Regions from separate parts of the Homo sapiens genome. Here region 1 is linked to region 2. Evidence: chromatin contacts called from ENCODE Hi-C or POLR2A ChIA-PET data. All regions are on one chromosome and are shown on one strand. Each heading gives the region's core, a stretch centred on a gene start or an enhancer-like site at or near the end of the contact. The rest is flanking DNA. Distances are from core to core; before and after follow the strand shown.

Region 1 (5,433 bases), core at 1,064-3,563, 93 kb before region 2:
TTTTTGTATTTTTAGTAGAGACGGGGTTTCACCATGTTGGTCAGGCTGGTCTTGAACTCCTGACCTCGTGATCCACCTGCTTTGGCCTCCCAAAGTGCTGGGATTACAGACATGAGCCACCACCCCCAGCTGCTGTTAGACATCTTTATCTGGATGTCCTACAGATAACTCAACATGACTTCACTGGTTGTCCATTGCAGTTAAAGCATGACTGTCCTCCAAAGCTAGAAACATGAGAATCATCTTTAACAAATTGGGTATTTCTTTAATTCAACAGATATTCTTTTATTACTTGCCATTCTGCTAGGCCTGCTGAGAGCTGGGGATACAGTGAGAGCTGGGGAACAGAACAGGGATGGTCCTAATCTTTATGGAGAACCATTGGGTGGTCCATTGGGTGAGATGGACATTTCTCCAGGAATCCCACAAAAATGGAATCATGAACTTCAAGAAGAGGTCATGTAGGGAAAGGACACAATGGGGTAAGAGTATATAACAGAGGGCCTGACTTAGTGGGAAGAGAGGGTGGACAGGGGAGACTCAAAATGGCTTAAGCAAAATATCAAAGAAGAGCTAAGTGAAAGTAGAATATTGAGGAAAGAATATTCCCTGCAGAAGCCCTGTGTTGTTTTTTTTTTTTTCGATTTATAAATAGTTTATCCTGTTCACATTATGCAGAATTTCAGTGTCGTTAATCCACAATGTTAGTACGGTAACAGAAACATAAAGGAGAAAAAAGGCAGGTGGGGGGAGGTTCATAGTGTGGCCTGACATAGTCTAAGGGTTCTCTCCTGTAGTATGCATCTCCTGCAGGCAAGTATTAATATCACTTCATTGTTTGAAGGACAGTACACTATCCAGGATTCATTTATTGTTCAGGTGTCTTTTCTAAAGTATGAGAAAACAGGAATAAATTCAATAATGAATATCTGCAATTCAAACCAATTTAACTACAGGTCAGTGGTGTCTTTCTTATCTATTATCACAAACATCCCAGTTGCCTCCATCTAAAAATTTCTTTCAAAAGTTAAGACACAATTAATTATATCTTATTAATTCCCTCAAAAGCAAAAAAAAAAAAAAAGTACCATTCAGCATACAAAAGTTACACATTAAAAGTGTATATATAGGGCTGGGTGCGGTAGTGCACGCCTGTGATCCCAGCACTTTGGGAGGCCGAGGCGGGTGGATCATAAGGTCAGGAGTTCAAGACCAGCCTGGCCAAGATGGTGAAACCCTGTCTCTACTAAAAATACAAAAAATTAGCTGGGCGCGGCAGCAGGCCCCTGTAATCCCAGCTACTGAGGAGGCTGAGGCAGGAGAATCGCTTGAACTCGGAGGGCAGAGGTTGCAGTGAGCAGAGATTGTGCCGCTGCCCTCCAGCCTGGGTGACAGAGTGAGACTCTGTCTCAAAAAAAAAAGTGCATATTTCCTTTTTTTTTTGAGATGGAGTCTCTCTTTGTTGCCCAGGCTGGAGTTCAGTGGCATGATCTCGGCTCACTGCAACCTCCTCCTTTCAGGTTCAAGTGATTCTCCTGCCTCACCCTCCCAAGTAGCTGGGATTACAGGTGTGTGCCACCATGTCTGGCCAATTTTTGTATTTTTAGTAGAGATGGCGTTTCACCGTGTTGGCCAGGCTGGTCTCGAACTCCTGAACAAAGTTGATCTGCCCACCTCGGCTTTCCAAAGTGCTGGGATTACAGGCGTGAGCCACTGCGCCTGGCCTCAAAATTTGTTTTTTATCCTGAAATCAGCAGGAAGCACTGAAGGGCTTTTTGGTGGGGTTTTTTTTGTTTTTTGTTTTTTTTCTTTTGAGACGAAGTCTCCTGTCCCCCAGACTGGAGTGCAGTGGCGTGATCTCGGCTAACTGCAGCCTCCGCCTCCCAGCTTCCAGAAATTCTCCTGCCTCAGCCTTCCAGGTAGCTGGAATTATAGGCATGCGCCACCACGGCTGGCTAATTTTCGTATTTTTAGTAGAGATGACGTAGGCTGGTCTCGAACTCCTGACCTCAGGTGATCTCCTGACCTCAGATGATCACCCACCTCAGGTGATCGCCTGCCTCAGCCTCCCAAAGTGCTAGGATTACAGGCGTGAGCCACCACATCCAGCCTAAGCACTGAAGTGTTTAAGCAGAGTTGGGAACACGATCATGTTTGCATTTTTAAAAGACAACTCATGCTGAGGTTTGAAGAACAATTTGAAATGGGGGAAGACTGTCCATTTGAATACACTTTCCATTAAATCTTGTTGACTACCTCTCAGATCTGTTTTTAGTGTTTTGTGGGTTTTTTGGTTTGGTTTTGAGACAGTCTCGCTCTTTGACCCAGGCTGGAGTGCAGCAGTGCAATCACAGCTCACTGCAGCCTCCGGAAGCATGTGCCACCACACCCAGCTAACTTTTCTTTTTTTTGTAGATATGGAGTCTCACTGTGTTGCCCAGGCTGGTCTTGAACTCCTGGGCATAAGAAGTCCTCCTGCCTCAGCCTCCCAGAATGTTGGGATTACAGGCATGAACCACCGTGCCCAGCCAAGATCTGTTTCTTATTTTTATTTCCACTACTAAGAACTTACAGTGACACCTCGTTGTCTTCTGCTTTGTTTTGGTAGCCTTTTCTATCTCCCTTCCCACTCATATTTTCCAGACTCTTGCCAGAGTTAAACATCTAAGATGCAGATTTGATCATTATATTGCCCTACTTTAAAAACCTTCACTGGTTCCCCCATTCCCTTCTGGATGGAATCCAAGTATCTTAATCACATAATACATCCCCTGACCTTTATTTTTTTTTTTTTGAGAGAGTCTCACTGTCACCTAGGCTGGAGTGCAGTGGCACGATCTTGGCTCACTGCAGCCTCGGGGCCTGTGACTTCCTAAACTTTATTCTCACATTCTGATCTTGCCTTCCCATGTTCTATTCTGTAGGTGTTCACACCCATACTTGATTGTGAACTTATAGACAGATGTGGTGGGGAACAGATGTGGGGAGATCGTGTCAAGAAGTGTTCGCCAATGTGAGCCTAATTTAATTGAACCTTGGGATTTTGGAAACCTTGAGATAGTGAATAATGGAGCTAGAATGGTAGGTGTCAGTCTATGTCAGGATAAGGAAGTTTTTTTTTTTTTTTAATGGAGTCTAGCTGTGTGGCACAACCTCGGCTCACTGCAACCTCCCCTTCCTGGGTTCAAGCAATTCTCCTGCCTCAGCCTCCAGCAGTTGGGACTACAGACATGCACCACCATGCCCAGCTAATTTTTTTGTATTTTTAATAGAGGTAGGGTTTCACCATGTTGGCCACGATGGTCTCGATCTCTTGACCTCGTAATCCACCTGCCTTGGCCTCCCAAAGTGCTGGGATTATAGGCATGAGCCACTGCACCCAGTCAGGATAAGGAATTTGTACTTTATAGAAATTGGGAAGTAACGGAAAGTTTTTGAGCAGGATTGCGGTAGAACTAACCCAGTAGTTGTGCGTAGCATGTATTTGGAGTGGGGAAATAATTAGGTAGCTATAGTGGGGTCCTGAAACAAATCGAAATGGCAAGAATGGGAATAAATGGGAGAAATATTTCAGAGGTAGCATCAGTAAATCAGTAGTCTGTTAGGGAATGTTAGTGCTACTCCAAGAAATTAGAGAAATGAGGAGGTGAGCAGATATGGATGGAAAGATGATCTCTTGTTTTGGACTTGGTGAGTTTGTACCTACAGGAATGTGTTTATTAATGTTAGCATTTGTTTGTTTGTCTGTTTTGAGACAAGGTCTCATTCTGTCACTCAGGCTGGAGTGCAGTGACTTGATCTTTGCTCACAGCAATCTCTGCTTCCTGGTTGTGCTTAAGCAATCCTCCCACCTCAGCCTCCTAAGTATGGTTGGGACTATAGGAGTGTGTCACCACGCCTGGCTAATTTTTGTATTTTTTGTAGAGATGGGATTTCGCCATGTTGCCTGGGCTGGTCTCGAACTCCTGGCCTGAAGTGATCCACCCACCTCGGCCTCCCCACAAAGTGCTGGGCCCACAAAGTGCTGGGATTACAGGTGTGAACCACTGAGCCCTGGCACCCAGCCACTAATTTTTTTTTTTTTGAGACAGTCTTGCTCTGTTGCCCAGGCTGGAGTGCAGTGTGACAATCTCGGCTCACTTCAACCTCCGCCTTCCCCACGCTCAAGCAATTCTTGTGCCTGAGCCTCCTAAGTAGCTGAGATTACTGGTGTGCGTCAGCATACCTGGCTAATTTTTTTTATTTTTAGTAGAGACAGGGTTTTACCGTGTTAGCCAGACTGGTCTTGAACTCCTGACTTCAAATCTGCCCGCCTGCCTAGGCTTCCCAAAGTGCTGGGATTTAGGCATGAGCTACCATACTTGGCCACTAATTGTTTTTTTGTTTGTTTGTTTTTGTTTGTTTGAGACAGAGTCTGGCTCTGTCGCCCAGGCTGGAGTGCAGTGGCACAATCTCAGCTCACTGCAACCTCCGCCTCCCAGGTTCATGCCATTCTCCCGCCTCAGCCTCCCAAGTAGCGGGAACTACAGGCGCCCACCACCACACCCGGCTAATTTTGTTTTTGTATTTTTAGTAGAGATGGGGTTTCACCGTGTTAGCCAGGATGGATGGTCTCGATCTCCTGACCTCGTGATCCGCCTGCCTCAGCCTCCCAAAGTGCTGGGATTACAGGCGTAAGCCACCGTGCCCAGCCCACTAATTGGTTTTTTAATGTTAGACATCCTCACATTTTTGGGATAAATCTCACTTGTCTGTAGTGCTTTTTCGTTTAATATCTTGCTGGATTCAGTTGGTTGATTTTTTTTTCTTTGTGACGGAGTCTCGCTCTGTTGCCCAGGCTGGAGAGTGGTGCAATCTTGGCTCGCTGCAACCTCCATCTCCCAGGTTCAAGCTACTCTCCCGCCTCAGCCTCCTGAGTAGCTGGGATAACAGGTGCGTGCTACCATGGCCACCTAATTTTTGTGTTTTTAATAGAGACGGGGTTTCACCATGTTAACCAGGCTGGTCTCGAATTCCTGACGTCAAGCAATCTACCCACCTTGGCCTCCCAAAGTGCTGGGATGACAGGCCGATTTTTTTTTTTAAGGCTATTTCTGTTTATGTTCATAAGAAAGATTGGCTTGTAGTTGTCTGGTCTTGTAGTTTTTTTGTTTTGCCCTATTCTTGACCAGTTTTTTTGTTTGTTTGTTTTTTGTTGTTTTTTGAGACGGAGTCTCACTGTGTCGCCCAGGCTGGAGTGCCGTGGCGCGATCTCGACTCACTGCAACCTCGGCCTCCCAGGTTCATGCCATTCTCCTGCCTCAGCCTCCCGAGTAGCTGGGACTACAGGTGCCTGCCACCACACCCGGCTAATTTTTTTGTATTTTTAATAGAGAAGGGGTTTCACCGTGTTAGCCAGGATGGCCTCGATCTCCTGACATCATGATCCACCCA
Region 2 (5,215 bases), core at 2,508-5,007:
TAAAATGATTTCAAAGAACAGCTCAGTTATTTCCAAATACATACAACAAAACTGCTGGCAGGGCCTGGTGTAGAAGGAACCTGTCCTCACTGCCCCAGAGGCAGATACAAATTTCCCATAAGAAGCACATGTAAAGTAGGAAAGAAAATGGCTGCTGTCCACCTGGGGCTGGACAGTGCTTAAAAGCTCTTTTGTAGCCGCGATTCCCAACCTTTTTGGCACCAGGGACTGGTATCGTGGAAGACAAATTTTCCACGGACCAGAGGCAGCGGGGGTGGGGGGATGTTTTCGGGATGACACCGTTCCACCTCAGATCATCAGGCATTAGAGTCTCATAAGGAGCTGCAACCCAGATCCCGCACATGCACCGTTCACAGTAGGGTTCGCGCTCCTATGGGAATCCAGTGCCACCGCTGATGGGGCAGGAGGTGGAGCTCAGGCAGTAATGTTCACTCCCCAGCTGCTCACCTCTTGCTGTGCGGCCTGTTCCTAACAGGTCATGGACCGGAACCAGTCTGCGGCCCAGGGGTCGGGGACGCCTGTTTTGCAGGACGCAACAGCTGGTGAGGTTTATTTTCCTTCAATGCATGACCATTATTTGTATCACAAGAGCAGATGTCAGGGTTGAAGGTGCACATGACCATCAGTTCTAAATTACCAGGTTTTCCCACAGAAAATTTTGGGACTCTGACCCACCTGTTTTTCTCAGAGTGGATTAACTTCACATCTTCAGGCGTAGGTAATCCGCCTCTTGTACCGAAAATGTTATGACTGCGACGTTGTCACAGCAGCACACATTTGCAAAACCCATGACCTGCTCTCAGGAAGCCTTCCTTGACTCCATAGGTGCCCATGGAGACTCGCCCGAGGGAGCAGAACTTGGCAGTTTTTAATTTCCGTTTTCCCATCTGGCGGTCGCATGCACTCCTTGAAGCGTGAATCTCGGCAGCACAGCCCTGCCCTGCCCGGATACCATGCGCATGCACTGGTTACAGCCTCGCTGACAGCTCAGACCCCCCTGCTCTGCTCTAGTGGCTTTCTCTCACCTCCGAGCTCCAGTCCAGTGTTCGCTCATGGTCACTCGACCTGCCCACCATTTGATATCTTGTTTTCTCTTTACATCAAAATCGAAGACATAACTATCAAATACACTTTTAGAATACAACTTTTAAACTGTACAGTCATGCATGGCATAACCATGTTTTGGTCAATGATGGGACGAATATATGACAGCGGTTCCATAAGATTGTAAACCCTATTTTTACTGCAACTTTTCTATGTTAAGATACACAACTACTTACCCTGGTGTTACAATTGCCTACCATATCCAGTACAGTTACATGCTGCACAAGTTTGCAATCTAGGAACATCTAGTCTAGGTGTGTCATAGGCTTTCTCATCTAGGTTGGTGTGGCACACCCTGATGTTCTCACAATAGGAAATTGCGTAAGGATGCATTTCTCACAACGTACCCCCTTCACTAACCAATGCATGACTGTATGGATTCCTCAACCACAATTCTAAACATCTTTCCTTGCAACTCACTGCATCTTGGTGTTGGCTTAATGTTCTTTCTCATTTACTTTCATTTAGTTTTTAAAAAATTCAGCCTATTTTGGATATAATTGCAGATTCACATGCAGTTGCAAGAAATGATACCCATCACCCAGTTTTCTCCCGTGGTAACATTCTGCATAGCGATAGCACAATATCAAAACCGAGAAATTGGGTTTAAAGCCTTTTATCTACTCTCACAGGCACTAGGGATTTTTAAAATTCAGAGTTTAGGAATCACATTAATATTATCCAATTTTAAAGATTCCTAATCAGATTAATCAGGTAGCAAGTAAGGGTCCAAACTAGAGGAAGAGAAATGGCCTCTAGGAAAAAAGATTTCCTGAGGTTTCTCACTCTGTAATTTGGAACATAGGGATCAGAGGCAGAGAAAATCAGTTTACAATGCATAATGATATGTCTTTATTTCATCAACAGAAATGGTGTCTAGACAAAATTCAGTTAACACTAGCAATTCAATTGAGTGAAAACTTTTTTTGCACAATAGTGTATTTACAATGAGTAAATGAAGTTTCAATTCATTAGTTCATAGCAATGCTTTTTTCCCCCAAAAGGTAAAAATTCTTAGTTACAGAGAATAAGCATCAACAGCCTTTCATTTTTTACAATAAAAACCACGAGAAAAACCACAATCACTTAGAAAAAAATAAGGACAAGCCTAAGAACTAGTACAATAAAATGATGCATTGAATTAAATTACATTAATCGCATAGAATCTGTGTAAAAAGTATGTAGAAAAACACCTGATGTAACCTGTTACAGTCGTTGACCAGTTATGAGAGGTACAGAGGGTTATACAGGTAGATATGTGTGAAAACTGTCCGTATTGTTCAACCTGGGGAGGAAGAGAAGAGGGGCTGCAGCCCCTTGCATACACTGAGAAGACCCTGTTTTGAATATGGCCTCTGGAGTTTGTAAGGCATATATTAGAGGTGCACTTGCATCAGACTGGTTCTGGAACAAATTGTCAAATTGTCACAGGCTCTCTTGGCCTCACTAGCAAAGGTGGTGCTTGCCTTGAATGGCTCACTGTGTCTAACAAGCACCTGAAGCTCCCAAATGCATATGGAATCTTCCTGATCACTCACTAGAGGTGCCATGTCTTTATGTCAGAGCGTGAAACGGGCATCCCAGGATTTGCACACACAAAATACATTGTTAGGACTTAAGGGGAGGTCATAGTTCTGCCTCCAAACATGTTTTGGTAGAAGACTGAGCATCCATCTGTAGGAAAACCCCTCTTTGTCCAAGTCCCTTCACTCTTTCGCAACATATGCGTCTGATTATTCCCATGGGAGCACTTGGCACTGAATGTGAGTCTACCTGAAATGAATGGTCTTGGTGCACACTTCTGCTTCTAAGAAGGGCCAGTGTTTTATCTGAGGTCAATAAACTGGAATGAGAATGAAAGTCAGAGCTGTTTATCCATTGCTTGACAGCAAAATGCATACACCGTGTCACAACATTAAATCAAAGCTATGAAAGTTGGCCTCTGCAACCAAGTGGGTATTCTTCACAAAATGGCAGCATCGTTTTCATATTACATTTAAAATGCACTGATATTCATTTGATAGAAATATCATCTCCCAGGGTGGAGTGTAGGAAAATACTATAAACTTTTCTTTGCAAGTAATGTTTTTGCACCGTCAGTTGAATAATTTATGCTCAATCTGCCACAATGAGACTTTTCTATGTACAAATGCTATTTGCACACACTATTTGTGTACAGATATGTTCTGTTCTACAGCATCGGTTTTGGACGCTGGGGTCATGAGATGGCTCAGGCAGTACTATAAACATACACTTTCAACACACAATGCCTCGTGCACACAGATTTCCTGTATGAATACCAACTCCACACAGGGCATTGTATTGTGGACTGACTCACCAGAAATTGCACTTCCAACACAGTCTTCAGTTTGGGGAAGAAACACTAACTCATGATACAACGAACAGCTTTATTCTTAGAAAACAAAAACAAAAACAAAAAACACCTTGTTCTTTAGTCTATTTACAGTCATTTGAGGACCAAACTTGATTCTTGCTCCTTCTGGATCTGAGACTCCTCCTAAACTGTAAGCAATAGTGAAGCAGTTTGAAGTCATTTCTAAGACAGCTCCTAGTTTAAATGGGGCATAATGTAGAGAAGTAGGTAGCCAAATAGGGACTTGAGAAAGCTTTGCAGGCAGCTCTTCCTCATTTTGAGAGGATTATGCTACTCCACAGGATGTCAAGCAGCTTCACGGGACAGGAGTTTTTGGTGTCTTAACAGGCTTATCATTTTCAAACCTTTGTCTGTTCCTTCTTTTTCTTCTTCTTTGATGGCAATCATAAAATATTAAAAGAGAAAATGTGGGTTTAGGCCTCTTGACAACAGCATTAAACTTCACACTGTGCACACTTCACTTTAGCCAGTCCTCTCATGAGTCTTGTCGCTGGTCCTGGCTCCTTTTGAAGGAGTAGTGGCAGTTGGCATACTAATCACTAGACTTTTGTTCCCTTCCTTGGAAAAGCAATGTAAGGATTACATCCCGAATTATAGTGCATCTTAAAAGCAGCAAACCTTTAGAAAGACAGTTAATAAATTACTCGCACAACATTCAGTTGCAGACACACAGAGTCAGGTTTTCCACTGCAGCATCATCTCTGATGCCTGAGTCATTGCTGGGAACTCAGAAGATAAATAGCAGGATGGCCTCGTAACTTTGTCGGTTTTTTTTTTTTTAAAGTTTTTCTAACTGTTTTGTTCCAGAATCAGTATGTAATAAAGTTCGATTTTAATCAAGGCACCCCCAGGTAACGCAGAGAAACAAACACATACAGCAAATCACTCACCTGTCCAAAGCCTGACCAACTTGAAAAGAGGTTGCCTGGATACACAAGCAGGACAAAGGCAGATCCAAGGGGAGGACTGGATTTAGGTGGGATGTTCATTAGTCTCAGGGTCACTCACCTCCACTGGCTCTGCCCCAACAACCATTCCTACCCCAGCCATTTGGAGACCCAAGCAGGCATCCTCCTAAACAGCCCGTGGTTGGAGGGTCTCTTATTTTTGTAAGAAAAGAGCCTTAAGAACAACCAAATGTTACTGTACTGTGCAAACACTCTTCCTTGCTGTTCACTCACTTTTCTTTTTCCTAAAAGGCGTGGGGTTGACAGAGGGATCCCAGGGAAAAGAGACAGGCTAGGTTTTAAAATTCCACTTGAGGCCGTTTGGATTCTGGTCCCCAGCAAGTCCTCCCTTTGAATCAACCCAGAAATAATTTTGACAAGCACATAGTTCTGAATAGGAAAAGACACACACACATCACATGAACAACTGCACGAAGCTAGTCACTGTTCATGGTGGATTATGAATGAAATAACTTGTGAGAAATCTCTATGAAATTGGAAGATGGTTTTTAGAGCAGTGTTTTTAACCAGTTCCCATGGCAGAAGTTAGGTTGGGGGAAGAGGAAGAAAAGCAAGGCAGGGGTGGGTGGGAGGAAGGTGAGGTCTGAGTTAGGGTGGAGAGAAATAAAGAGGCCCCGCCCCTGCTAGAAATGGCTGCCAAACAGGTCTGGGCTACTGAACCACAGAAACCTGAGGAAATGGATGGAATGTGGTCAAGACTACCAGTTGCACATGAGTTGTTACCAGG

The links. A loop is a pair of places that touch in the nucleus more often than their neighbours do. ChIA-PET counts read pairs that join two places held with the same protein, here RNA polymerase II (POLR2A). Pooled maps may share reads with other maps.
Region 1: a loop to region 2 is called in a pooled map, with 2.5 times the contacts of the local background. The contact joins two enhancer-like sites. A Hi-C loop is called at or near these places in 2 of 50 pooled maps. POLR2A ChIA-PET finds 5 or more read pairs at or near these places in 4 of 52 experiments (Caco-2, HEK293, WTC11 and 1 more).

Annotation. Positions count from the first base shown.
Region 1 is chr6:89,833,003-89,838,435 of GRCh38, forward strand. The region is part of intron 1 of CASP8AP2 (caspase 8 associated protein 2); the gene reads left to right. Among named protein-coding and RNA genes, the nearest start is that of CASP8AP2, 5.8 kb to the left of the region's middle. Within about 2 kb of position 2,314, at least 6 of the 41 ENCODE cell types and tissues checked have a DNase peak (open chromatin) inside an H3K27ac peak, as active enhancers do.
Region 2 is chr6:89,924,579-89,929,793 of GRCh38, forward strand. BACH2 (BACH transcriptional regulator 2) reads right to left here. Exons shown (of 9, transcript NM_021813.4): 9 at 1,950-5,215. Among named protein-coding and RNA genes, the nearest start is that of GJA10, 33 kb to the left of the region's middle. RefSeq lists a silencer at 3,232-3,526. Within about 2 kb of position 3,758, at least 2 of the 41 ENCODE cell types and tissues checked have a DNase peak (open chromatin) inside an H3K27ac peak, as active enhancers do.